Linked DNA regions of Mus musculus: all the other regions are linked to region 4. The links are chromatin loops, found by intact Hi-C in ENCODE. Cell type or tissue: left cerebral cortex. All regions are shown on one strand. Region 1 overlaps Arhgap15 (Rho GTPase activating protein 15). Region 2 overlaps Arhgap15 (Rho GTPase activating protein 15). Region 3 overlaps Gtdc1 (glycosyltransferase-like domain containing 1). Region 4 overlaps Zeb2 (zinc finger E-box binding homeobox 2). Region 5 overlaps Arhgap15 (Rho GTPase activating protein 15). Region 6 overlaps Zeb2 (zinc finger E-box binding homeobox 2). Region 7 overlaps Arhgap15 (Rho GTPase activating protein 15).

Evidence for each region. Peaks named below come from ENCODE experiments on the same cell type or tissue, not always from the same donor. Only the 100,000 strongest peaks of a DNase experiment are listed, where the experiment ranks them.
Region 1: it touches region 4 in a loop (3-fold over the local background); 4 of 42 quality-filtered maps call a loop at or near these places.
Region 2: it touches region 4 in a loop (3.0-fold over the local background); 3 of 42 quality-filtered maps call a loop at or near these places.
Region 3: it touches region 4 in a loop (4-fold over the local background); 2 of 42 quality-filtered maps call a loop at or near these places.
Region 5: it touches region 4 in a loop (2.5-fold over the local background); 3 of 42 quality-filtered maps call a loop at or near these places.
Region 6: it touches region 4 in a loop (2.1-fold over the local background); 3 of 42 quality-filtered maps call a loop at or near these places.
Region 7: a loop joins it to region 4, with 5 times the contacts of the local background. A loop is called at or near these places in 5 of 42 quality-filtered maps.

The regions. Positions count from the first base shown.
Region 1 is chr2:43,975,048-43,979,047 of GRCm38, reverse strand. The region is part of intron 6 of Arhgap15 (Rho GTPase activating protein 15); the gene reads right to left. Among named protein-coding and RNA genes, the nearest start is that of Arhgap15os, 88 kb to the left of the region's middle. In left cerebral cortex, no CTCF peak of the experiment used is centred here; DNase peaks (open chromatin) are centred at 324, 1,106, 1,413 and 1,661; H3K4me3 peaks cover 284 bases; H3K27ac peaks cover 1,603 bases.
Region 2 is chr2:44,102,276-44,106,275 of GRCm38, reverse strand. All of the region lies in intron 8 of Arhgap15 (Rho GTPase activating protein 15), which reads right to left. Among named protein-coding and RNA genes, the nearest start is that of Arhgap15os, 39 kb to the right of the region's middle. In left cerebral cortex, a CTCF peak has its summit at 2,365 (motif pointing left); DNase peaks (open chromatin) are centred at 538, 1,469 and 2,337; H3K27ac peaks cover 2,235 bases.
Region 3 is chr2:44,629,887-44,633,886 of GRCm38, reverse strand. The region is part of intron 6 of Gtdc1 (glycosyltransferase-like domain containing 1); the gene reads left to right. Among named protein-coding and RNA genes, the nearest start is that of Gm52509, 23 kb to the left of the region's middle. In left cerebral cortex, no CTCF peak of the experiment used is centred here; DNase peaks (open chromatin) are centred at 1,130, 1,770 and 2,460; H3K4me3 peaks cover 1,409 bases; H3K27ac peaks cover 1,884 bases.
Region 4 is chr2:45,102,464-45,106,463 of GRCm38, reverse strand. All of the region lies in intron 2 of Zeb2 (zinc finger E-box binding homeobox 2), which reads left to right. Among named protein-coding and RNA genes, the nearest start is that of Zeb2os, 6.7 kb to the left of the region's middle. In left cerebral cortex, a CTCF peak has its summit at 1,763 (motif pointing right); a DNase peak (open chromatin) is centred at 3,966; H3K4me3 peaks cover 2,696 bases; H3K27ac peaks cover 3,826 bases.
Region 5 is chr2:44,129,227-44,133,226 of GRCm38, reverse strand. All of the region lies in intron 9 of Arhgap15 (Rho GTPase activating protein 15), which reads right to left. Among named protein-coding and RNA genes, the nearest start is that of Arhgap15os, 66 kb to the right of the region's middle. In left cerebral cortex, no CTCF peak of the experiment used is centred here; DNase peaks (open chromatin) are centred at 474 and 1,760; H3K27ac peaks cover 964 bases.
Region 6 is chr2:45,059,238-45,063,237 of GRCm38, reverse strand. The region is part of intron 2 of Zeb2 (zinc finger E-box binding homeobox 2); the gene reads left to right. Among named protein-coding and RNA genes, the nearest start is that of Mir5129, 38 kb to the right of the region's middle. In left cerebral cortex, a CTCF peak has its summit at 1,363; a DNase peak (open chromatin) is centred at 2,271; H3K27ac peaks cover 4,000 bases.
Region 7 is chr2:43,983,985-43,987,984 of GRCm38, reverse strand. The region is part of intron 6 of Arhgap15 (Rho GTPase activating protein 15); the gene reads right to left. Among named protein-coding and RNA genes, the nearest start is that of Arhgap15os, 79 kb to the left of the region's middle. In left cerebral cortex, no CTCF peak of the experiment used is centred here; a DNase peak (open chromatin) is centred at 1,751; H3K4me3 peaks cover 364 bases.

The DNA of each region.
Region 1 (4,000 bases), 1.1 Mb after region 4:
ATACTGTTTCAGGCCAGCAACCGCTCATCTGACAGCATTTAGGCACAGGCTCAACATCTGTTTATGAACACTTTGCCTAATGATATCATCAGATATCATTAAGTGCGGCAGAATACAGCATAGAGGCAGGTGCAGCTGCCTTCACAACCCATCACAGAGAAAGAAAAGAGCTGCGTTCCCCATCCGAAAACCCATCATTAGGACAATTTTCTTCGACAAACCAGCCCTGTGATTTCAATCTGTATATCACCTGTAATTGTAGTTTTTAGCAAGAAGCTGATTCTATACATTTAGCGACGAATCACGTTGATGGCCTGAATACTGGAAACACATTTGTGGTACCAGCTGCGGCAGCTTTTTTTAGAGCCTGTGTTAACAAAATACTGCTAACAAGGCAAGGCTTGGAGTGCGGCTTTGTTTCTCTTCCTTGTTCATAGTGTTTAGATGTGCATAATTATGGAAATTAGCAATTGATTGCTTCTCAATAATAATTGATTACTGGTCACTGAACTCTGCGGCAGCAGTTTCCTGGAGGTGAGCAGACGAGATAAGTGAATTCCTTCCAGTTCCAGCCTGACAGAAAGAAAGACCAAAAGGACTCTCGATTGTACATCAGTTTCCATGATAAACAGACCAAAGGGATAATAGAATATCCCAGAATCTAGTTTGCCCTGAAGCAAATTGTAGAGATCATAGCAAGCCTGCAGAATTCCCCCTGTGGACCATGTAAGAAACATACATCATTTTTATATATGTCAGTCGGTCTTTGATTTGAAAATATTTCTACCCATTTAATTTATCTCTTTCAGCCAGTTTTCTTAAATTGTACAATTTAAGGGTTATATCAAAAAAATGAATACCAATTTTCTACACCTCTCAAATTGAAACAAACTGACAAAATAATGTGAAGACTCTTTTTTGCAAAGGGGTATAAATTCATAAGCCTATCATGTCAGACAGATACCGAGCACTTCAAAATGACTCTCCTCGTTTTGATCTGCTGTATATCCATCAACATTTTGGTCAGTGCCGACTGACTTGTTCAGTATACCATACCATAACTGTGCCTTGCCGCAGCTCCCATTTAAAGGAAAAGGCACGCATTTCTTGGCTTACTCAGTACTATCAATTTGAACACAACATATCCAATTCAAATTTGCTGCAGTACATGGAAGCCTCGCAGACAATAAAGAACCGAGCTGCTTGTTACATGGGAAACACCGTGACTCATGGTGTTTCAAAGACGTGAAGATCAGAAGGAAGACGACAACAACGACAACAGAAAAAGCTCCTTATTTGAGAAGAGTAAATTGTTAAATGATGCCCTTCCGTGTGTGTGTGTGTGTGTGTGTGTGTGTGTGTGTGTGTGTGTGTGAATTTACACAAGACATGGCTGCACAGTGACAATCAACTTTACAACCCGATTCATGAAAAAAATGCAGCTTGGTTAAGTCAGTATGCTTGATTTCAATAGTGTTTTTATCCCAAAATGGGTAACAGATTGTACAATCATGACTCAAAAAAAAAAAAAATACATGCACAAGTTATAAGAATTAGGCAACAGTTTGAGAATAATGCTGAAATCCTTCTCTCTGCCCACAGAAGGATTTCTCACATAACGAGCAGGTGCAGTTTCCAGAGACCTCTGTCCCTGAGATGGCCAAACCTACTGTTTGTCGCTTCCCCAGAAGCAACACAAGATAATATGGTGATAAAACTCTTGACTAGAGATGAAAATGCAACATTGCATGTCTGTATAATTCTAATCTCTCTGCACTGTCCGTTAACAAAAATTTATAGCCCTGTCTTCCCAGCTTCTCTGTAAGTTAACATTTCTGCATTGAATAATTTGATTTTGAAATTTTGCACTACTTCATAACCAAAACCTTAAAAAAAATAGAATTTAGGCACTGCGGGTGAGTCTGTGCACACACGCCATTATGTTCATGCCAAAAGCATTTAAAAAGAAAATACAGGCAGATCCTCTGTAATATATCTCTGAGTTTATTATCAGCATGACATTTTAATGCCTATTATTAAAATTGTATTTTAGGGGTTGGGGTGGGGTTCAGGTGGGAGAGTACTTTGGGATATTAGAAGAAGTTGCACATAAAATGATTTTGGTAACCTAGGGATGTCCTTGACACATGTTGGCACTGCAGAGTGTATCTGCTTAAAGAGACATATGGCTTCAATGGCAGAAGTCAGGATTTGAAGGGTATTAGGAAAACCATGTGGGGCAAGTTTGAGCTGATTCTGGCTGTTCTCTTGACTTTACATCCTCAAAAACCCATACAGTAAATACACCGAATGAATAATACTTTCCAGCATTGGGGGCACTTTAAAAATCACATTAATAGCAAATGAGGTTTAAAATGAAACTGCTTGCTAATAATGCTGGGAGACTTTAATGTACTAAGGTTAAAAAAAAAAAAAGGTAAATTATCCTGGGTAGAAAAGCAGCTGCTGTGTATTGGTGTTGCTGAATTCTGCATGGCTGATATCAGGGAGCCTTTCTGAGAAAATCAGGTATCAACTCAGTTGAGTTTTCTGTGCATCTCTCAGCTCTGCAAAGCAGCCCCTCACCTTTTTCCAATTACAGTCTCAACAAGTCATACTGGCCACTCCTCAGCTCTTGGGATTTACCTGTTCATCTGCTTACTCTTAGTCCCCCCACCTTTTCCTTAGGGGTTAGCCTCACAAAACCAAACTAGTTGATGCTCTCTAGTCCTGTTCTCCTGACCCGTATAAAAGAGGACCACTTAGACACCTCAGTCTTCAGGAGGTCATCAAAACTTCCCTGAGATAGCCAATGTACTGTAAATATGTGAGACCCCTGTTATAGTTTCTATGAAATACCATTTTATTGTAAAGGCAAATGAAATGTCTCAGGTGGTATCAGTGATGTTTTATTTAATCTGGACAGAGTGGGCTTGTATCCTTCAAAGAAGATTAGCTTCATAATTCTTCTACTCTTTACTATACCGCTACCTAAAGTTTTCCTTAAGAACTAATTTTATAGCTCACAACTTTTAATTAAAAAAAAAAAAATGAAACCAGTCCCCATAACCTTAAAATGTGCCAGGTACCTTACACGCAAATATTAATTTTGAGACAACTTCTAATAAGTTTCCATTAGTTGTAAATACAATAATAATATTTAGCTTCAAAAGAAACAATTCTAAATCATCTATGCTATTTTTGAGTCAGATTAAGATGTCATTCACTCTCAAGGAAGCATCAGAGCCCTAAACTTGTGTTCGTGACTCAATTCCTGTAGAGATGCGGTGAGACAGTGAGGGTAGATGCTATCAGAAGGAACTCAGAGGGAGTGCTTTTCTAAACCTGTGTATATCAAAGATTCCCCCATGCCTGAATGGCAGGCTGTTTTTATGTAAGTTTGTTTTTATGTAGTGGGGAACACTGATGTCTAAATTTGCATGCAGTACTTTTCGTAATGAATTAAAAGTACATAGCTAAACTTGAGTTGCAGCTAATCAATTTTGGCAGACAACAAAAAGTCAAAAACTGTTTTTGTTTTTCAAGTGAAAAACTTCTGTTGAAGGCAAATTGAAGAGTTTCAGAGAAAATAGCATAGTAGGCATGTCCAGGGTCAGGGTAATAACAGGAACGGGTGCTGAAAAGCTCCTCAATTTTAATGTTCTAAAATATTGGGTAAATTCTTAACTTTCCCATTAAAATTACTCTGTCACTTGAGGTTATTTATTTTCATTATCTATCAATATTTCTAGCAAATCTTGATAATTCACCAAATCGTAGGCCAAAAGTAACTCAAAAAAATTCTCTCACTAACTCAACAAATAACGTGTTCCTACTCCCCTCCATTTTTCTTCCAGGGCTAACTCTGCATGGCTGCTGCTCTCCAGAAACCCTTTAAAGATGACTTACATTCCAGTTCCAGTCTAAATCTCTGAATGTGTGCATAGATGGTCTAAGGAACCCATCTACCAGTTTCTGATCTTCCTTTGCTGATCTTTCT
Region 2 (4,000 bases), 1.0 Mb after region 4:
AGGTCTCTGCTCCCCTGCTGATAAACACACATAACCCTAAACACTCAAGTGCGAGAATGTGCATGCGCACATGGGCATACACACACACACACACACACATACACGGGGAGGGGGGAGAGGGAGAGGGAGAGGGAGAGGGAGAGGGGGAGGGGAAGGGGGAGGGGGGAGAGGGAGGGGAAGGGGGAGGGGGGAGAGGGAGGGGAAGGGGGAGGGGGGAGAGGGAGGGGGAGGGGGAGAGGGAGAGGGAGAGGGAGAGGGAGAGGGAGAGGGAGAGGGAGAGGGAGAGGGAGAGGGAGAGGGAGAGGGAGAGGGAGAGGGAGAGGGAGAGGGAGAGGGAGAGGGAGAGGGAGAGGGAGAGGGAGAGGGAGAGGGAGAGGGAGAGGGAGAGGGAGAGGGAGAGCGAGAGGTGTCTATCTTTCCAAACTTTAGGATATTTTCTTCTTCGCTGAGTGAATTAGGCCAACTTTGGGCATGTGCTACATATTGTACAGTTTTGCTGTGAACTTGAATTTGCATTGTGCCTCTTCTCTCAGGAAAGAACATTCCTTGTGGAAACAATACTGTTCTGTAGCAAAACGCAGTTCTCATAATACCCCTGTGAACGGGAACAATTCCACCTTTTTTTTTTTTTTCTTTACTAGAAAATAGAATCATTAAAATATCCCCAAATGACCTATCCTCAACCAGGCTCTGATGGCAGCGAGTATAAAAGGAGTGACTCTAACCCAAAGACCTTTCAGTATTAGGTTTACCAGGTAAGCAATGACTGGGGAAAGCCAAGCTGGCCGTTCCTAAGTTTCTAGGATAATTCTCGGAGTGTTCTCCAAATTGCTGTCCCCGTATGACTTAACTCTGATGATGAAAACACCGTAGACTTTCACTAACCCTGCAAACACTTTAATTAATCTGGTCGGCTGCCGCCAGCTTCCCCCTAGCCAAATGTGCCTAGAGATTACAGAAAACACACACACCCCTAGAAGGCCGACAAATTCTAGTCTAAAATCATCTTTCAAAGCCCCTTCTTGGAAAGCCACAGAGTTTTCGGTCCAGTTTGCACATTCTGGATGGGATTTGGGCTGAGATAAGAATTCTTTATGTCTTGCCTGCAGCTCCAGACCATGTTGCAGGGCAATGGCCACTCTGCCCTGCCTCCTTCACCCTTCCAGGTGGCCTTCTCACCCCCACATTCCCGAGCGCTGAGACCGGCGCCTGGCCTGGGCTTGCACTCTTGGCTGGCTCGGCAGGCCTGTGCAGTGAGTGTAAGCGTGGCAACCTCCCTTGTCTGCTTGGTGATATCAGGGATGGGAAAATGTCACGCCAGACACAGCCTCTCAGAAAGAAGTGTTTGGGGGGACAAAACCCTCTATTATTTGAAGAATTATTTTGACATAAGCGTCAAGCTATTTGCTCCAAAATGTGCGTGCAAAGCACTGTTGCCTACCCCCACAGGAAGTGTATTGAAAACGCATGCGAAGGGTGCGCCGAGCGTATCTGAGGACACAGTGTGTAGTCTACAGCTAAGTGATCAGGGATAGCAGCGTAGTTTGTCCTTACAAATGCTGACAGACAGCTGCAGTTTGCAGCTGGCAGGGAGCTTATGCTCGCTAAACAAAGATCTAGCTGGAGCCCGGTGAATACTTGGCTGTAGCGCAGTAATCATAATTCATAACATACATTTCTAAAGGAGAATTCAAACCCTAAGAAAAAGCTCAGAAAGACTCCTGTCATTTTGTCGCTTGCTGTGGTCCGGATATGTGTTGCTTTCGGGCTATTTTGAAACCCCTCGGGGTCCTATAGAGACCTGGGTCAGCAGGCCTGTCATAAGCTAAACTGCTTTCTGCTTTCCTATCACTCTTTCAGACCTCCTAAGCAAAGTGTTACACCAAATACTCTATTCCTTTCCCCCAAAAGATTCAAATGTAGTAAATTTTCCAATCTCTCTCTCTCTCTCTCTCTCTCTCTCTCCCCTCTCTCTCCAACTTCTCCTCTCTCCCTCTCTCCCACTCTTTTTCTTTCTTTGATTTTTGAAAACATCAGAAAACCTTATTCTTTTGGGCACGTTTCAGATTGCTGTCTCAGAAACATGAAATATTAAATCTGAAAAAAGAAAAAAACCCCGGAAAGAACAAAGTGTAACTGTCCCCAGTTTGGGGGACGAGAAAGACTCAGTTGTGAAGTCACTTGCCCGAGGCAACAAAGGAAGACTTGGAGCAAAGCTGGAATCCAAACTTCTTAACCATCATTTCTGGTTTCTTTGTCAGCACCTCCTTTTGCCTCTTTAATCCCAGATTGACTTTATTAGAAAAATTGTTCTTAAATCCAGAAGAATGTTCAAGGGAGCCTTTTCGGCTGCTTGAGGCGCCCACTGCTGGCCCAGTGCTTCCAGTGACTAGGACTTAACTCCAAATGCAATAATTGCCATCAATTGTTTTATTCTACGTATTCACAATTGGAGAGTTTTGAATATAATATGGAAATATATTGAAATTTATATGCATAATTATGCATAATAATATGAAAAATACATGCCCAAGGGGGGAAATTACAGTAGCCTTCCTTTGACATGCAACAATGCTAAGTGTTTGGCTGTGATTCTTTTCTCTAAGTTTTTGGTAACCTGAAATCTGCAATAGATTATTCTTATTATTTGGGGTTTTCAGCCTTCCCTTTCCCTGGGGGACAGAGAGCTGTGTTGCCGAATGCCAGGACACCCCTCCAGATGCAGATGTCACCGAGAAGGGCTCTGCTGGATATCCTTTCCATGTGTTTCTGCCTAAGCTGGGAGGGAACAGAGAGGATTGAGCTACGGATGGGAAACGTGCTGCGCCAACTTCCAACCCCTCTGAAATTCCAGCTTTTGGACTTGAACAGGCTGTGATCGGGGCCCATTACAAGCTTGTTCACTCTTGACAAAATGAAACTTACGGTCTTGAGGGAAAAAAAATCGTCTTCCTGAGACATTAAGTGCCTCTTATATAAAATAACGCAGTGATGGCTCAAGACCCGAGGAGTTGGAAATGTGCAGACTGAATGACCTTTAAAATACACATAGGTTTAAAACCAAAAGAAAAATGCACTTAAGGAGAAAGTATTTTGACTTATTTCTAAAATATGGTTGGAAACATTAAGCAAACTTAAAATGAGGCTGCACCACGTTCTCATTTTGACTTAAAGATCTCCTTTAAGTAACACAACTGATGTAGTCATCAGCACTGACTCCAAACACAGAAATATGAAGAGTCACAGTAACAAGAACTACTGATATTGTTAACCCTTAATCCCTCAAAGTCTCAAAGGAGAGGCAAAGGGATGCAGATCTATCCTGGCAGGGTTCAACTCCCCAGCCCTGGTTTTTGTAGCAGTAAGAAATACCCATCAAGAAATATCTCCCCCAGTTAGCCAACAAAGAACAAGGTTAGTTGTTTGCACTCTATGGCACAGATGAAAAAAATAAAAGGCCACCTGTGTGAGAATCAGTCCCAATCACACACACACAGGTGCTGCCCCACACAGCTCCAAGGAAAGCAGGGGGCAGGGCCAGGCATCATGGGTGGCCCTTGCAAAGGAAAAGGAAGTTAATTGCTGTATGGAGAGGCAATGGTCAGCTGTGAATTGTTCTAGGTCACCTGGCAGTTTGGCCGAAAGGTTTCTTTTGCCAGCTCTGTGGCTCTGTAAAATGAACTGCCCTTTGGAATGCTATTGCATGTAAGGCAGAAGGTGGAGAGAGGGTTTTCTCATGCTGCAGTTCAAAGTCTACCGGCACTCTCCCCACTCTCGCCAAGCCTGGAACTGGAACGTGGTTCGTGCTCATTGAAAAACCAACCTGGGCCTGGTGTATAGAAGAGAGCACATAGCCCTTTGTTTTGTTTTGAGGTCTGACTTTGTATTCTGGTTCTGCTACCAGGGCAGTACACGGGTCAGTGTCCCTGGATTCCAATGTCTTCAGCAGCACAATGGGGGATCTCTATTCTGTGCTGCAATGAACGAATATGCTCTTACC
Region 3 (4,000 bases), 470 kb after region 4:
ATGAGCCTATCTGAAGGTGAAGTACCACCCGCATTGCTGCCTTCTGCAGACCTCTCGTCCATTACCCTTTGCTCCCCTCTACATGGAGACTTATTACAAGAAAGTCAATTCTGAGAATTTTCATAATAATGTTAAATAATTTGGAGACTGTGGGTATAAAACAACAGTATAGAGGCAAGGTTCTCACAACATTGAGAACCATGTTAGTCAACACTTTGCACAAAATTAGACAGAGCTATGTTAATAAAATTAACAATATTAAATTGAATAATTCCCTCTCTTCCTTTGTATATTTTTGCTTTAATTTAATTTAATTGCCTAAAGTTAGTTGCTTAAAGAGATGCAGCATGATGTTTGTGCACATTCTTATTGTTAGAGCTAAATTATTTTTAATTTGGAGAAGAGGGGGAAAAAAGCCGCATCAGCAAGAGTAAATGCCAAAATATAAAAGTAACACATTCATCCTTACGGGTAATATAGTAGAACACTGGAAACTTGGAGGTTGCCAGACACATAGCTAACATTAGGGCTAATTTTGAAAATCTAGCGTGCAGTCAATTTTACTGATGCCTGGGGACATACAAGGTAGAAGCTGACAAGAGAACTAATTTTGTTTGGGTTATTTACTGCTATGCATCATCCACGGGTTCCCGCCTGACACACAGCTATATGAAGGGGATATTATCACACACTAAAAATTTATGTTGACATGCGATATTTGTTCAATATGTCAGCAGTATTACTTTCATAATCAAAAGAGTAAGAAAAAGAAAAAAGAAAAGCACTTTATGCTCATATAGATATATCTTTTTAATAACAGTCTATAAGGTTAATATAGTTTACCTTTGAGAGTATACAATGAAAACAAGCAGGGTTAGGAGGGGAAATGACAGAAAGCATCAACCCGAGCTGTTTGTTTGCCATTACCTACGCGAGCCATGTCAGCTCTCTGGCCCGCGTCTGATAGCTATTTGTTGTACAGAGAGCACAGCATAAAAAAAATATCAAACTCTTAATACTATTGTGTGCCCATAACCATCTGTCACTGCTAGCCTGGAGATGAGAGGGAGATTAGGAGGAATAAACACTGAGCCGCCGAGCATTGGTAAAGCCTTCGGGCAAAAAACTCTTGTGGGGACATCAAAGACATTCTAATTCCGAGGCAGTCAAGGATTACAGTGTGTAACCTGTGCTGACAACAGATAAATGACTGGCAATATTGTGCCAGAGCTGTTGGGTCCTGCATGGAGTACTGATGATGATGATGATGATGTTAGCGTGCAGAATGGACTCTGCTGGGATAATTTTATGATAAAACACTTTTTTCAAATGCCACTGGGTCTAGGCAGACATTTACTAGCTACACGGGTAGCAATCAGTTTCTTCAAAATTTACTGTTCTATGCCCATTAGAGTTCCGGCACAGCAAGACTCTTCAGTGAAAAGCTAAGATGCCTATGTTTTCTTTAGGAGAATATATGCAAATGTTGGGAGCTGAACTCCTAGCCTTTAGTGGTAGGTGCTTTATCATCTGATTTATGTAAATTTGCTCATAAAAATCAGTTTATTTTTAATTGGTGAATATGAATTAGAAAATTAAGACTCTGGTTCAGCATTCTTCCCCAGCTTCAAGCACGCATTCATTTAGACTTCCAATTGTATGGCTGGAAAGCCCATCACTGACCTAGCACTATGAATTGTGTCCTCAGGGAAAGAAAGGTTTCACTGGAAATGAGTGGGGCTGTCTGGGTCTCTTACAGTCCTGTTGGTTCACAGCTCCACACTTTGGCTCACTGTGCCCTGGTCTGCATCTGAGCCACTTTAACTCATGAGTGCCTATGGAAGCTCTGCTGCCCGTTCATCTTCATCTTGGTCATGCCCATTCTCTAGAGGAGAATGGAGAGGGGGAATAGCAGCAGTGCTGTCTCCCTCTTCCTCCTCCTCCTCACGAGAACTATGTCGTGAAGTCCTGCAGTTGTAGTATCTCCCATGATGGGATCATGAAAGGCTCAAACACTGTGTTAAACCTCCAAGACATCCTGTACTGAGTTGGCCAGATGTTGAATGTACTTTGTAAAATATGTATCAAAAGTCAGTGGCATTTTCTAGAAGATACATTCTGGCTTTTCATCTGTGTTAAGATGTCTGTGTGAGAACAGACCCTTAAATGTAAGGTTTGCCTCTCTTTGGCCTTTCTGAACCTGAGATTGTGAGGACTGTAGTGTAGAACCTATGCTGACAGTAGATAAATAACTGACGGTATTTTAGCAGACTTTCTGGGGTTTCTGCAGAGGAATTTGTTTCCTCCTTTCTAACCAGTCCTTAATGTTTTGTTATAAACATCTGCAGCACGACACAGCCAATAGAAATGACTTAGAGAAGGGCCTGTGAAAAACACTGCTTTAGCAATGCTTGTTTTTTTAAAGCTGTTTCTTTCCAAAAAGTCCAGCATTGCAACCAGCTTCCAAGCTTTATGTAAAGGTTTCTATATCATAGTGGCCACAAAGGCACACTGCTAGATGGAGAGTCAAAACGCATGTAAAACATAGTAAAAGCTCACACTTGTCCAGGCCCCTGTTCCCCGACAAACACTCTTAAAAATGAGAGGGACAATCAGATGGGCCAGAGGCCAAAAGCATGAGGAAGCCTGAGGACCTGAGTTCTAACCCCAAACCCATGAAAATGTGGAAGGAGAGAAGCACTTCCACAGGGCTGTGCTCTGCCCGCTACTGCACTCACACATATTCTCATGGTAATAACCAAGGTTAACAAAAGGAATGAGACACAAAAGGGCTTTGGTTTAGATTATACCTATGAGTATTTCCTGTTTCAGATGAAAACTGAGTGCACTCTGTAAATCACGTGGTCCTCCTCCTCCTTTTTGGTGTGTCTGTCTGTCTGTCTGTCTGTCTGTCTGTTTGTTTGAGAGAGACAGTGTCTCATCTCACTATGTTGCTCTGGCTGTCCTTGAACTCACCTTGTAGAAGAGTCTGGCCTCTGCCTCCTGCTAGGATTACAGCTGTGTGCCAGTTCACATTGTCATTTTAAATAACAAGAATACAATAACAAGCACATGGTAACAAATTATATTCTGTAAAAATCATAGTTTCCAAAATAAATTAATTTATATTAATTTACTGCATCTTTATACCTGTTGCAATGGGAAGTTTAAGTAGAAGACTATAAAGAAAATCCTGCTTCATAGAGAGATAGCACTTTAAAAGGAGTATTGTAGAAACTACTATGCATATATAGATGTTCTTCTTTGATGCTATATCAGAACTTAACAAAAGGGCTTTGTTAAAGGTTAGTTGCACTTTGGAATCATGGAATCTGGAGCCAACCACAATGCATTATCCATGGTCTGTTCCTTGCAGATTGAATAGATTTTCTAAGCATCATGTGTAGGTCTCAAGGAAAACAGAGCCTCACCACATAGTGCAGATTCGGTGCCCATTGACAGGATTCATCATGTGAATTTGAGACATCACTATGAAACTCAGAAGAAACATGCTTCAGTCTTAGAAAGCTGTTAAGCTCGTGGTATAGATGCAATTTCACCAAAATCCTATTGGTCAGTTAAACACTTGAGTTTATGATAAAAACATTTATCAGTTATCTTCCTTAAAGTGAGCTTCACATAGTTCATATTTGAAAATACCCAAGTTCAATTAGCAGTGGTGTGTCAATCATTCATTGAGGTAAATTCTGTTTCTTAAAGAAATTAGCTGTTTTATCTTAGAAACCAAGCATTCATACAAAGACTCATTCTGAAGATAATCACTAGGCCTTAATTTTCATGAAAGTTCTTTAATATACATTTCTAATTGAATCATGGAAAATATTAAAAGATATCTATTGAAATGATTCAATAAATAATATGAGCAATTTTTACTGTATCCCCAACCACCTTCTTTTTTTTTTTAATTTATTACATATTTTCCTCAATGACATTTCCAATGCTATCCCAAAAGTCCCCCATACCCTCCCCCCCACTTCCC
Region 4 (4,000 bases):
AATGGCAAGGCTCTGCTGCAGGCTGCCACCACTTGCAGCCGGTTTGAAACTTGCAAAGTTTGTTGCTTTCACCCCTGATTTCAGGCAGCAGGTCCTAGAATGCTCCAGTTTCCTTCATGATTAGTAGCCATCTGGGAAGAAAGGCCTACCTTCCCAGTCTCCCGGCTTCCACCACCAGTCTCTGGGAAATCACACAGACAACATGCGTGTTTTAACAAAAAATGAAATTGCTGGTCTTCCTGTCTCAGAGAAGGGAATGAAGTTCTCTTTGAGTGGAAAAAGAAAATGAATTAGGAAGGGAGAAGAAGGAAACGAAAGAAGGAAGGAAAAGTTAGCTTGATTTTGTTTCAAAGTTTCTGCTAAAGGTTTGGGTCCTATGGGCTGCCTAGGAGGGGGGTGTAGTGGACAGGGCTGCTTTCACCAAACACCTTTGCTCTGTGATTTTTTTCAGTTTGTAAAGGAAAGTACTCAAGTTGAATATCTCGGGGAGGAGTAATCAGATGAGCAGAAATGATTGTCCCTGTTTGAAAGAAACCTTTGCTCCTTCTCACTCTTTTAAAAGGAGTGGAGGTTCTATCAGTGCTGCTGAAGGGCATTGGAGGAGTGGAGAAGCGACTCCATTGCAGAGTCGCTTAAATGGAAAGAAATGCGACTGCAATCAAACAACCCCTTCTTAGACTGGGGTTTCCACTCTCCTCCCTCATAGGCAAAGTTGGGATGGGCAGCTGGAAGTGACAGACCCTCTAATCACATCGAAGCAGGATGGTGTCCTTCAGGTTGTAACTGGTCACAACTTACCTATCTTTGCCACTGTGGAAATCTTTGGCAAGTTGCTTTCCTAAAGTTGGTGAGCTTGTCACAGGGAGACTGTTCGCCTGCTTTTCAGTCAGGCTGTCTGTGCGGCAGGTACCAGCTCTGAGGGTACTCCAGAGAGATCCATCCCCATCCTGTTCTCTCCATGGAGATACTGCACACACAAGGCTGGGGGCTATGTATCTAGACTGATCTATTTGTTTTATTTTGGTCTGGAAAAAGACGATGCCAATTGGGGTAGACACGTGCTTTGCTTCCCAGCAGAGCCAGCAGCCAGCCCGGTGGCATCCTTGCTGTGGCAGTCCACCAGGGATAGGGGTAGGCTTCAGGTTTTAAACTTTGTAATGCTACTCTGTTGTCAAGTACAAGAAAAAAATTATTTCATAGCGTTTAGCATTTGTTTTCGAATGTGGAGAAAACCTAGTCTGTAGTTCCCTGTCAAACTGCTCTGTCATAGATTCTGGATTCTTCCCTTCGTTCTTTCCTTCTTAATTTGCTTAAAGAAAATTACAAGAGGTCGTTCAAGACTCTAATGCCTTATTTTCCTGGGATGGTGTGTGTGTGTGTGTGTGTGTGTGTGTGTGTGTGTGTGTGTGTGTGTGTGTGCTTCCCTTGAAGGTAGGAATGAAGGCTGCTGTTAGCTTTCTATCAGGGGCGTAATTATTCCGGGGGTGGGAGTTCTTCTCCTTACAACTCTCTTTGTCATCTGCGTTCTTCCAAGCTCTGAAGGTGCTTTTTCTCTATGTGAAAGGAGATTCTTTGTCCTATTCTTCATCAGCACTGTGGCTTCCCAAGGTAGACACTATTTTGTGCCTGTCACAGAGAGAGGGAGTGCAGGTTTGCAGTGCTCACAGACAATTGATTGTCTGCGCTAATGTGTTTCATTTACATGTTTATAACGTCAACGGTCCTGGGTGTCCACTGTACCATTCACCCCTGCGTTCCCACAAGGGGGCAATTGTCTGAATGGCCAAGTCAGACACCTTTTTGATTGCTCTTTGCTTCTCTTTTTAGAGCAAAGAGATAAAGGAGGGAAATCTGTGATGCAGAAACACTAGTTGAAAATATACAAAATGTCAGCACAAAAGCAGATGTTAACATAAGCCCAGATATGCTTTTTAACCAAGATGTGAATGTTGAAGACTAGAACACAGAGCAGAGGGAAGGATGACTGGAGACCAGGAAATGCAGCCCCACGTCTTCAGTTCCCCTTCTTCTTAAGCAACCAGAAGATGAAATGTGATTTTTCTTTTAATCTTTGAGCCTTGGAACCTCCAGGAACCTCCTTGTTGCTAGTGTGTTTGCTGTGATTTGTGAATTTTGTATATATTTATATAGCTCTGTTTGTGCCAACATCATCAGCTTACCACTTGGAAAAAACCTATTGAATGACTGTTTGGGCTGTAGGGAGTGTAAACTTTTAAACGTAAGATCCAAGGATTTCTTCATCAGGCAGTTTTTAAAGAAGGACAATAATAATCATCAGGCTGGAGAAAGCCTTGCCTTCATAAGCGGTGTGCTAGATAGTTTTATCTCGGGTGACAGTTGTATCAGAGCTAAAGCTCTCAGGAAAAGTGTAACCAGTAATTACAAAATAAATAATTTCATTTTAAGATGTTCTGTTCTCTCTCTCTCTCTGTCTCTCTCTCTCTCTGTCTCTCTCTCTCTCTCTGTGTGTGTGTGTGTGTGTGTGTGTCTGTGTGTGTGTGTGTGTGTGCATGTGTGTTGCGTTGTGTTTCCTGTCAAGGTGCTGACAGGAAAAGTCATTCATGCATGTGTCTTCTGGAGTTCTCTCTTCTTCACTCTCCCCTGTATATCACACATCTATGTAACCTACACGAGTACACCTGTTTACAAATATTTCACAGATCGGATAGTGCCTTGCTGTTTCACTTATGTAATACAATGATTAGAAGTTGGTTTGATTTTCTGTGTGGTCCTGGAGGAGAGAAAAATCCTAACTGTTGTGTCATGTGGTGCTAAGTAAATGGGGGGGGTGCTTTTATAATCTTGTAGCAAATTAGGGAAAAAAGAAATGGCCAGTCAGTGGGAGGATTTTTTTCTTTTTTTTTTTTTTTTTTTTTTTTTTTTTTTTTTTTTGCCTCTCTGGGAAGATACACAGTAGCTGCACCGTTAGCTGAACCCCTGACACGGCGGTCTTTTGAATGCCTTAGGTATGATTTCACTTTCGCTCACATCAATGCTGACCTGAATGCCTTTCATATCTGATCCTCTGTGTCTCTCCCAGTAAACATCCCCTGAGGGAAGAACAAAGAAAGAGCTCTTCTTCTTCTTAATCACAATTCAGTCCTTCACCGCCGGCAGGCTCCATTTGCATTCTGCCACAGAAAGCCAAGATGAAAAGAGAGAGAGAGAGAGAGAGAGAGAGACAGAGACAGAGAGAGAGAGAGAGAGAGAGAGAGAGGGAGAGGCTCAGAGGGTAGTGGTTGAGTAAAGTAACTTAGGTGTTTGTGGCTGTTTGTTGGGCCTTTCCCTAGTTACCAGCCTTATATAGTTGATGCTCAACCCTGCCTGTCCCTCCTGACAGGCATATAGTGTTACAAGATGGCATGTCTGTACTATTCGTGGCCACAGCTCCACTTGAGGTAAAAAGTCTAAGATTGAATTCTAGCCCAGACGCCTGTTAGATTTGGGGTCAGGTGTGCAGACTTCCCACTCCTGAACGCTACTTACAATTTGGCCTTAATAACTATGATTGTTCATCATATGACCTAGGAGGTGGGGGCACTGGAGGGTGGGCGGGAAGGGGGCGGGCTTGGAGACCCAGCCCTGGTCTGGCTGCAGGGGCCTGATGCCTGAACACAGATGAAAAAAAAAAAAATCCACAGGAAAACTGGAAAAGACTTTCCCATTCCCCCCCCCCAACCCTGACTTTTTATGATAATTCATATTTTCAAATGAAAGGGGAAAAAAGCCAAGAAAGAAACTCTCAAATGAGCCAAAAAGGAAAAAAAAAATCTCTGAAAAGAATTTTAGGGGGAAAAGTTGTTCTATTTTAAAAAGCTTTGAGGGCTGTAAAGTGCCACGCTTTCACACCTTCTCCGTACTTTTTTTTTCAGATTTTTTTAGTATGTTTAACATTTGTGAGATGACAGCCTTTTTGTATCTCAAACTGGATGCTTCAGGATTTGTAGGGAGGGGCTGGTGGTATTCACGTTTTTTCTTG
Region 5 (4,000 bases), 970 kb after region 4:
AGTTTATGTCTGCATGGAATACAGATGTCTATCTAGTGCTGGAAGATGAGTGTACTACCACATATCTCTTTAGTGCTTCATTTTCTTGCAAACCTTATGGCTTTGATTAAAAGAATAAGCAACTTCTTTTTGGTCTATAAATACAAAACATTGAGACGATTTTCTGCTAAACCTCTAGCATATAGTGAACCTCGAACTGCCTTATGACTTTTGGCATAAGAGGCAAGTACAAGAATATTAATGGATGGTTCCAACTTTTCAGAATTTTAAACTGTAAAGAAGCAGGCATTTCCAAATGTTATGCATGTACCTTGCTCCTGCTAGATCATTCACATTGTTCCTTCATGTCCATTTTACTTTACTGAACCTCATAGCTCTACGATAGACACTAGCAGCATCCACTGTGGGAGGACTGACCTGGAGATTTGCCTAGACAATGCAGCGATCTCCAATCTGTGGGGATGAGGATTTCGTTTGAAGATGGACAGCTGGCTGTCGTTGTAGTAGCATTGTTTGACAGGAGCAGAGCAAGGGTGTATTTTGGTGAAAGCTAGCTGCCACACAGATGGAAATGCAGTGTTCTTCCCTGTACCTTATACAGTTTTCGTCTTCCCGTTTTAGGCTTCTAGGAGTATCTCCTTCCCACAGATCCATGGTGGGTGCCCTTGTATGAGGTCCTGCTTGCATGGAATTACTCCCCAACTGTGCTTTTATTTTTTTTTTCCTGATTGGTGAAATGGGATGTTCCAAGAGTGTTCAACAGCCAGAAGGAAATTAGTTTCTTCAACTTACCAACCCATTAGGACAGTGAGCATGGAATTCTATTTTTTTGTTTGTTTTAGACAGCAACTTTGACCCATACTCTCTGCTTGTACCAAACTGTTCCCCCTTCAAACACACTCCGAATCACAATAGTAGAGAGAATGACAAAATAATTTTCATACGATATTATTTCATCCATTCAAAGTATCCATTCAAGATTTTGTCAATGTCTTTAGGAAACAGTAAAAAGGTATATCATTACATAGCATATATATACACATATACATATATGTATATATGTGTATATATATATATGCATATATATGTATACATACATATACACATATGTGTGTGTGTAGAAAGGAAAATATAAGCACATTAATACATAATATGAAGTCAGTAACAGACAAGCAACAGTAGAACTGGTGATACATCCAAGGGAGTCATCTCTGAATGAATGTCTTTTGAGAGAACTGAGCAATGTAAACATACAGGGAAAGAGAAAACACAGAGAGCTTCTGGAGGAACCGATGGCTTAGAGGGTTGACTGGCTGACATAGGGTGACCAGGAAGCAGGACAGTGCTGAGGAAATGGAAACGATGGGCCAAGGCAGGTAGAAACACATAGGTCATGAGAGGACACTAAACATAACTTTGAATATAGTTTTATGCTAAGGAGTTAAAGATGGTTGGACAGGGGGTGAATGGTATGATTTACATCTCTAAATGATTCCTTGGAGCAGTTGCTGTGCAGAGACTAAATTTAAGAGGGTCAAGCAGAGAAGCAGAGAGGCCAGGCAGGGGGCTGGTGAAATATTCCACAGGGAAAGGATGGAACTTGGATAAGGATGGTAATAACGGAAGTGACTAAAAGTGGTTTAATTTAGAATATATTTTTAGGCAGGATTTGCTGATGGAAGTGAAAGAGACAAAGTTAGAGTGGAGGGTGACTCCAGCTGGCACATGGCTGTGGTATTTCCTGAAATAGAGAACACGTGGGAGCCAGGGAATCAAGGGTTGCTCTGGATAAATTTGAGATGTCTACCAAGCACCCAGGAAGATGTCAAATAGACATTTGAATATGCATGTCTGGAGTGTGAGGCTGACGTTTTAAGTTTGGAGAATATCAACCTACTGATGGAATTAGAAGCCACAGGGATGGAATATTTCAGCCCCAGAATGTTTGAACAGTGTCCAATAGATGGAGAATAAGAAGAATAGAGAAAAGATAGCCAAGAAACAAAGATGAGGAGAAGAGCAAGACTCACCAAAGAGATGCCCACCGACCTGAGTTCCTAGTCTCAGCCTAGGCAATATGTACCCAGGATGGACAGAGATGAATAAGATGGTGTCTGAGTTCGAAGCCCAGAGTCTAGAAGGATGATATGATAATATGACAATAGCTTTGAGAAGAGAAGTTGGAATTAACGAGAGGGAGGAATACAAGGATAGTTTCACAGTGTTGGTGACTTTCAGCTGAAAGTGTAAAAGAAACTAAGTGAAAAACTAGTGTTCAAAGTAACAGAGATGTTGCATAGTCGAAAAAGATAAGTTTAGCCTTCTCCTCTTGTTTTTATATGTATGTGTTAAATTATTATACTTATGCATTAGGTATTTCCAGTCACCAAATCAATTCACTAAGGAATGAAAGATAAACACATACAAGAAAAATATTTTATAAAAGTAAGTGATTTAAATCCGAATACAGGACATTGTCAATTGACACTGGGGGAAATAAACCTTAGTTCACTGCTTGAGTTTTAGATGATTGATATAAACAGACAGTTGCTTAGCAAGGTGTGTTTCCTAGCAGCGGGAGTCGACAATATTTTGTCTTTTTCATGTGCTCATCTTCACCACCTTAGAATTATGGAAACAATCAACAATAGAAAGAGGATTGTTTATAAAAATTCAAGTGGGTCAAATTTTTCTATCTTCTCCAATATTTGTTTACCAAATCTTTATACTCTTTCAATAGACATTAACAAAACTTGCTTGCTCAATCACAAAGCTTAGAATAACTCATGTCCAGTTAAGTTTATCATCAGGTATCATGTTCTTTAACTAGAAAGGGATGATTTATTGAGGTTAGACACTACTGTGAGATAAATAATTTTATTTATAATTTTTTATACACTTGAAATAAATAAATAAATTTTAAGTTTTATTTATAAATTATAGATAATTGCAATAACAAGGAAAGAATGTGGTGCATAAAATTTGGGCAAATTAAGTGAACTAATTCTAAATAATTTATCTTTTCAGGCCAACTAATAGAGACTAAAGATGAAAACATTATCCAGTGATTAAGAATCAAAAGATTCTTTTTGGTTGGGGAGAGCACAGACATTTTACTGCAGAATTAAGCAAAGTCTAGGTAAGAAGGCTGTATTCTCTCTAATATCAGCATAGATTTGTTAGAATCCCAAGTGGTAAAGACTTCAATTTATTTGCATGAATGTAGAGTTCAATAAGAAAAGACTCAAAGTCAGTAGGAGTAAAACTGCTTAATGATTTCAAATATTGCTTGTAATGTATTAATATAACAGGTTTGAATATCTATAATGGAGTCTCTTTCATTTGGGTCTTAAGGGTGTTCTTCAAGCCACTAAGGCTGAGCACTAGGTATGCGCTGAAGTACGTAAGAGGAAAGCACTTTAGGTTAAAAGCACTTTCTCTCTCAGCCCCGGGTTAAAAGCTATTTTAGGATTCTGTTAAAGGCATTCTTTAGTCCTCAGCTTTGGCTTAGAAGTGGCTTTGATGAGAAGTGCTTTGAGGCAGGTAAAGGATTTTATAATAAACCATATTAAGAGCCTGAGAGTCATGTGGCTCTGTGGAGCATTGGGTAGCTTGGTAGGTTGAGTGTAAGCTATGCTTAGAAATTCCCATTCTTAGTAGGTTGTTTGAAGCTCACTAGTTATTCTGTGTAAATAAGTGGAAATTCTGTTTCAGCAATGTAATTGGAGGGAAGAGATTATGATTATAAATTAGCATTCTCAAAACAAGTTTTCTTTTGGGGGATTTCTAGTCAAATGGTGTTTGTTTCTCATTTTTCAGCTTTCACTGCAGAAACTGACAATTCAAAGATACCTAATCTACCCCAAATTTACCCACAAAACAGTATGACTAGGCAACCTATTGGGAGAGGCCATTTTGTATCTTGCACATTTTCTGGGTCAAGGCTGCTCTTCAGACCCAGGCAACAGGATTTCTTACTGGGATGTGAAAGTGCTATAGA
Region 6 (4,000 bases), 43 kb after region 4:
GAGAAGGCGAAGAAGAGTTCAAAGCTGAGCTGTGGAGACACTTGGGGGTGAGACCCTCCAGCCAGCTGAGAACACTGCAATGTTTTCTGCCCCCAAAGAAGAGATGCAGCCCAGACCCGAGGAGAGAAAAGAAGCTTAAGTGGATTATTTGACAAAAAAAGAAATGTATGGCTTCTAGATTGTGACCTACATTCTACACACAATAATGATGTTTTACGGTGGTGATAGGGTTAATAACCTAACATCATTCATGTAGTGTTTTTTGAAAATTGAATTTTACTGCTACAAAGTAAATGTAACAGCCCTCTGGAGACAATATTACAGGCACTTTATTGTTTGGTAAGCTGATGTCATCTTTCTACAGACTGACTTTAAAACAAAGGCAGAACATTTATTACAAATATCACTGTGTGAAAGGAAATCTACTGAAATATTGTTTAGAAGGTGAGCCGATAAAATAATGTATTAATACTTGGCTTTGATCATCTTATGCTGTAAAGTTATGCCTTCAAAAATACTCCTCACGTGACCTCTATTCATAGCAAACTCCATCCTGGAAATTCCTAGCCAGGAATTCTAGCATTATCTGTACTCCAGTTGGAATATTTGTTTAAGCTTCGTGCCTGGTTTAAATACATTTTTAGTCTCCTAGGCAATTTCTTAACAAAGTTGATGTGCTTCTGTGAGGAAAACATTAAATAGCATCTCTCAAAGATGATGTATGTGTGATTTAAGAAACAAAGTATGGAGAAGACGCTATTTAGTTTCTATAATGAACTTTCAAAATCACCTGTGAGTAGTGACTGCAAAGTTTGCAATTTAAATAAGCTGTTTGAGCCTCTGCCAAGCTAGCATTCTGCATCACAGGTTGCTTGCAACTCGGAGTTTGGTCTCAGTATCTGATGCACGTGTAATACAGCGTGAAGTTGTTTGTGGATCACACGGGAGCTTCTTACAGTTCCATTTCGACACTGTAGCCCTTGAAAATGTATCAAATGAGCAGACACATTTGGCAGTTCCTTACAAGGCACAAGTAATTTGTTTGTAAATCAGTTACCTTTCAAGAAAATTTGAATTAGGGGAAACTAGTTCCTTTGATGGTCCCCCCTCTTCGAAAGCCAAAGAGTACATTAATGATCATTTTGAAGTAATAACAGTGATGAGAAAAACATTATTTAGTGAACTAATACCCTGTCTTGACATAACTTCAGGTAAGGCAAATAAGTAGCAGCCCCACAGACTGAAACCTTGGTGGTGTATTTCTAAGAAAATGAATTTACTATTCTGTCTTTGTCTCTGAAGTCTGGTTGAAAGGAAAACACAGGTCAAGGAAATTGGGTTAGGGAGAAAGCCTGCTGTGGGGTAGTGTGGAATTGCAGCGTAGTGTCTATCAGGGAGTCTGCAGAAACTCCAGAGATCAGCATACTGAGTGTTTGTGAATGCTCAGTACTGATGGCATTTATACCAGTCAGAAATGGGTATGCCTGGCATGCCCGGGAAGCCAGTGTGTGCTGTGCGCAGGAGGCAGCCACTGAGCTGCAGTTGACTTAAAAACAACCAAACACCACCACCAACAAAACAAGCAAACAAACAAAAGCCACAAGCTTATCTCGCTGATGACTATACCTTTCTATAGGACAGAAAAAAATCTTGTTAAAGATGTGGTTTTGTTATTTTTCAATTAAGGGGGGAGGGAGTGTGCCACAGGTGCCCACTGTGGCCAGAGGAGTCAGATGCCCTCAGAGCTGAACTTCCAGACAGTTGGAATCTACTTGGCTTAGATACCAGGAACCAAACTCCAGTCCTCTCTTAAAAGTGCTATGATCTCTTAACTGCTGAGCCATCTCTCCAGCCCCAGGAAAATCATCTTTTAAAGCGTGGAGTCATTTGAAACATTTTATTTTAAACCGTTAGCTATTTACCAGGTACTAAGTCCCATTAAAGCCTCACAGGTCAGTGTCAGAGAGAACAGCTTGGCAAGGCTCAGATATGACACACTACATGCGTTCAAGAGATGTTGGCTGAGTGGCTGATAGAGTGTGGTGTTCAAGGTGAGCCCTTCATTCAGCGTATGTAACAAGGAGGGAGGGAAAGATCCTTTCTTTGAACAGTTAGCAAAGCTGTAAGAAGGAACAGGCATGAGTTAGAGCTATGGGGCACAGCTTCCAACAGGAGGGGGGCAGGAGAAGAGAGAGCTGCTGGCATTGGGCACTGCATCGAGAAATGATGGCATGACTTTCAGTGGCACACCCCATTTTTTGTACTCTGCCTTCCCCGCAGCTGCTGTAAGGGAGTGTCTCTCCTCACTCCTTGTCATGTTGTCAATAACGAGCACGTGCATACACACACACACACACACACACACACACACAGCATTGGAACTAAAAAAATCAATGCTTTTCCTTCATCTCCTGGAAGAAGAGCCCTCACTTCAGCCAGACAGCACTGGTTAGCATCCAAGCTATAAGAAAAGGAGAGAGCTTTGGTTTCTAACCAGAATAAGAGTGGGCTTTTCAAGCACTCGGGTGACAGTGCCTTGTCAATCGTTGAAGATGCCGTATTTAGCAAGAAGTCTTATGGTTGGGACACTAGAAATGGGTCAGTTTGGGACAGCCCCAGTTGTACAAAGCCTTATGGTACTGTCTCCACACAAAAAAAGGATCCAAGTTGGCTTCTCGTGGTTGGTGGCTCCTTTCTTTGCTGACTCTCATAGCATGCCATTCCTCTTCCTTCCCTCAGCGACTGGGCAGGTAGACAGGCCTCTTGTTCCATTTGCCACACCGCTCCTCAATCCTTCTAAACGTCTCCCCTTTGAAGTCTCCATTACAGATAGAGCCAGTGTTGCTTCCCCCGTCCCCACTCTCCCAGCTCAGGCTTCTTGTTCCCCTAACCCTGTTACCTCGGCTGCCTGCACCGTGTAGCCTGGGCTAAATTGTGCTGTGATTGACCTGACTTTCGATTGTCCACTAAGTGCCCAAAGGTCACCCACTTCTGTCCTCTGCCTGTGAAAAGGGGAGCTAGAATGAGTTCGTTGCCTCAAAATTCTTTAAAGGAGCTCTGCCCAATGAACCCAACTGCAATGGAAAATAGACAACGTAATGGGAGAAATAAGTTTTAGTTAAGAAGACAAAGCATATGAATTTGACTGCTGATACCTTTGGTAAACACGGTGCCCTTCACATCGTGGTCAGATGGTACAGAGAATATGGAAAGAGATGGGCAAAGGGAGGTGTGGAGATTATTGCAGTAGTTACTAGTCTACTGGGTACCTACTCTGGAAATCATTTCTGGATTAGGGAATCTGTGAACCACCAGAAAACGCATATATTTTCTACATTTCTGTGAGTGGAACCATACATTTAATGCAATTCTGGAATAACCCAGAGTTGAAAATGAAGAGATCAAAAGTCAACACTGAAAGTGAAAAATCAACCAATTCTGTCTTGTTTCCTAAGCTCTGCTCTTTTTCCTCTCGTCTGCATATTTACATGTTGTGCACGAGGTGAACAGTGTAGAAAGTGAAAACGGGGGTTTTAAAGCAAATTTTACTTCCATTAAAAGAAAAACATTTAAGTCACCTACCAGGTTATATAGTTCACATTGTTTTTCTATGATTTTAGTTTATCACAATTCAAAGACGGGTCCTTTTTTTTTTTTTAAACAATGGGAATAATCACACATCTGAACATAAGAATTAGTTTTATGCAGTTCCATAGAAAACCAAAATCTTGAGCAACACTTTCAAAACAATCAGAGAAAAATAAACCATTCCTTATGTCAGTCTTGTTAGAGAGGGATTAAGAAACTGGCAATTATTTTGGCGACCTTAATTGTTGCTCGGCAGGAAAATATGTAATTAGAGCACGTTCCCAGGCCGGCACACCTGCAACGCATCCTGAAATATAATGTCAGCTTTCAGTGCCCATCCGTGCCAGGTTCTAGCACAGCCAGTCACAGTGACACTCTGAGAACACTTGGGTCTCATGTAATGTGGCCTCTG
Region 7 (4,000 bases), 1.1 Mb after region 4:
GCATCAGAATGCTTTCTTTCTTTCCTTCTTTCCTTTTTTTTCCCTTAATAAGATGAAGATGCAGTACCTAATGACCATTTTTGTGTGTGAGTCATATAGGCTGTCAGTGGTGACAGGACAAATGAGCATAATGGCATAGCTTAAAGGGGAAAGGTTCATTTTAAATAGTGACAAATAATATTTAAATGGCATTGTTGGAGACCCATCATGCTTGTAAAATGTAGTTTGTATCTCTTCTTCATCCTTTAATTTCATCACTGTCAAATGGCATTAGCTGCTAACATACAACATCAGGTGCAGATATAATTTTTAACTGTTAAACATGCCGCTAACCAAACAAAATATATCATGATTTTTCCAGGATTTTTTCAATATTGGTAACTCACTAAATTTTATATATATATATATATATATATATATATATATAATTCATTTCATTGTAGAAGACACCTTTGCTTGGTGAAGAGAATAGTTCTAAACTACAATGCCTTGAGTATTGTTTTGCTCTCCAGATAAAAAACAGATATGATTTAGCTTTTAGACTAACTACATAGCACACCTTGGGAGTGTCTTGGAGAAGACAGGCAGCTGTAGCGATTTGGTCATATATATCAGGTATATATTTGAAGAGAACACTGAGAAAAAAAACACTCTCTCCTTTTTAAAGCAAATGAATGACTTCAAACATATGAATCAAACTCACAAGCCAGATCTGCCTATCCTTTGCCTAGGTTCAGAACTTTTAATAAAGACATTAAAATGAATCCGTGCCGAAATGTCTTGTGCATGGAACAGTTCTTGTGACTTCCAACTTTCATAGAGAGCCTTTGAATTCTTGAATATTTTTACATAGCTTCATCACATTTATTACTACTTTATTTTCAGATCACTTAAGCCAAAACTGGAGACAGTTTAGGTACCTTTGAGTTGTTAAAAGTTATAGCCAATTTTCTGAAAAATTATACCAGCTAAAAACACAACATTAAATATTTACCCTGTTGGATGTTAAAAAACGCTTACAATGAAAAATGTTCACATATTGACTATTCAAAATGGCCTGCACTTTGAAATGGTGAAATGGAAGGGATTGCAGATGTACAAGAATAAATATAAAAACAAATGAGTTGACTTGAAGTGTTGCCGGCTTTCATAAACATGCTTCTGCAATAACATGTGACATTAATATTTAATTACAAAAGCACTGCTGCAAAATCTTTGAAATTAATGTTTTGCAAAATTAACATTCAGTGCACAGAAGCAAAGTCGTTCCAGGCGCGACTGTGATTAACAATGCCATTCACTTTACATATTATATTAATATATTATTCAAGCTACGAATTAACACCTCCTAATTTAAATAAGGTGCTACATATCATGATGAGCTAAAATGCTTTTCTTAAAATGGCCCGTCTGATTTTAAGCAATCTGTGTTTATCATTTAATATTTTGTTATTGAATACTGCTCTCCGTAAAACTCCCTCCACTTTAATTTCAAGCAGAGACCTCATTAAACTGGTGTGTTCCGTTTCTGGGATTGCTAAGCCATTTGAACCATATTTTGTTTGCTTGCTACGAGTAGCCCTGAAATACTGTGTGTGCGCGTGTGCACTGGGCAGCCATGCTTTTACATGGAAGGTTCTGAGAGATCCTTTCAAGTGTGTTCTTGCTGCTTTCAGTAAGACACTTGTTTGCACAAACGTGGCCACTGTCATTGTGCCTTGCAACGGATTTCCCTGTGTTCACGCAGCAGCATTCAGTGAGCACGGTTCAGGGAGGGGGAAGCTGCACGTCCCACATTGTCAGTGTACTGATTCGCGGGGAGCACCTGTTTCCTAGAGAAGTGTGAAGATGCATGGGAATAACACTCCCTAAACCTTCTCATCGATGGATTCGGGTGACTGTCGTTCTTCTTCTGATCCCATTCATCAGGAAGTAGCCCGAAGGACCACTTCCGTTTTGCTTAGGTCTGTGCATCTGAGAGCTTCTTGATTTAAGGAGAACAGTTGAGGAGATGGAATCACAACACAGGAATTGCTACTTCAAAGCTCCCAATGCTTGTTCCATTATGGCAACGTTGGGGCCCCAGATTTCAATGACAATTTGGTTCTGGGCATAATTGAACCGAAGACTATTACTGGCAGGCTCCAGAAATACTGAGTAACAAAAATCAATTATTAAGATACCTCAGGATAAATTTAGTGTATTCTAAAACAGTTTCTCCTTTACTGTAGAATTGCTTAGCTTCCAGTCATCAACCAATGAATGATATAATGAAACTGATATGCAATTTCATCACTTTAGGACCCTAGACTTAACAAAAAGAGGCTTATTTATTGATTTCAGGTCAAGGTCCATAGGCTATATATCTAGATAACTCTCTCATATTGCATAATCTCAACTCAGATTGACTTATGTAGCAAAATGGTTATCAGGTTTTTAAATCATCAAAAAAAATTGCTAGAAGTATCTATAACAAACATTTGGCCTAAACAGAGTATGTGAAGACAGGAAGGCATTCACCTATGCCCCGCTGCTGTAAATACACGGTTGTATTTTTCCAGTTTAAAAATAAATGCATCAACAAACTCCAACAAGTTCCTCTTAAAGAAATGGGATCATTTTAGGTCTAGCCTTGGATGCCAATAATTTCTTGCTCATGCACCATCTAATCTGAAATTAATATTGCCACAGCTATCTTTGTTTGTTTGTAGTCGAGGCTGGCCTTGAACTCAGTATGTAGGCTCTTGATGTAATCTATTTGTCTTAACTTCCAGAATACTAGGAATCTATGTATTTACCACATTGCCTGGTACTTTTTAACTTTTTATTGAAAATAAATTGTTTTCACAAGGATATTCTAATTATGGCTGCCCCTCCCTCCAACTCTTTTCAGATCTTCCCCACCTCCCACTTAGAAAACAATTAGGTAAATGCCCTAGCATTGAGTTATATTTCCAGCAATATGTATCTCTTTTAAAATCTTTCTTCTACAGTTATTTTTATTTAACATATTTGAGTGTTCAGCCTGTATGTATTTATGTGCACCTCATGTGTTTGATGTGGACAGACATTATGAGTGTTGAATTTTTTTGTAACTGGAGTTATGGATAGCTGTGAACCACTACATGAATGCTGGTAACAGAACCAGGTCCCCTGCAAGATGAACAAGAGCTCTTAATGTTGAAACACCTTTCTAGCCACCCTCTACCTTTAGTTTTTAAAGAATGCTACATTAAATTATTTTATAATTTTTTGAGGATTTCATTAAGATACATTTTGGAATAATGGTTAGCATAATTAGAATTATATAGTGTGCTTTCAAAGATTTTTTGTCCATAATTCAAAAACATACTATTTCCAACTGAGTGATATTTTGGAAAATTAATTATCAGATTAAAGTTAGAATTGCTAAAGTAATTCTGGGGGTGTAATAATCAATCTTTATGCTTTGCACAAAAACAGTGCCTGGGGAAAAGCCTTCAGTATCATTTGTCTTGAGAATCGGTTCTGGAGTGAACATTCCAAGGAGAAAGGCAGAATCCACCTTGGTATTTGTCTTTTAAATTTTCAAATAAGCCAAGAAATCTTCCTTTAGAACTCATCGCCACCTTTTATTTTCAGAGTCTCCATGGAATTACAGCACTGAAAGTTTTCTCCAATCCATTAGACTATCGGTAAAATTTCCATACAGTATACAGATACCATAAGCCATGTTTTAGAAATAGTTTTACTGAAGCAACAAACAAGGAAACAAAAAAGAAAAGAAAAACTAAAGTATCATGAATGGTTTATTAATGAAGTGACCCACCCTCACCAGCATTTCAAGTTTTGTACCGATTAGTATTTTATTTAATTCTGCCCTGGAGATCTACTAAGTACTCTTAATTTTTTTTTATTTGAGAGAGAGAGAGAGAGAGAGAGAGAGAGAGGTTTCTGCAGTTAAGATAGAATGTTGCTTTTCAGAGGACTGAGTTGAATTCCCAGCTCCTACATGATGTTG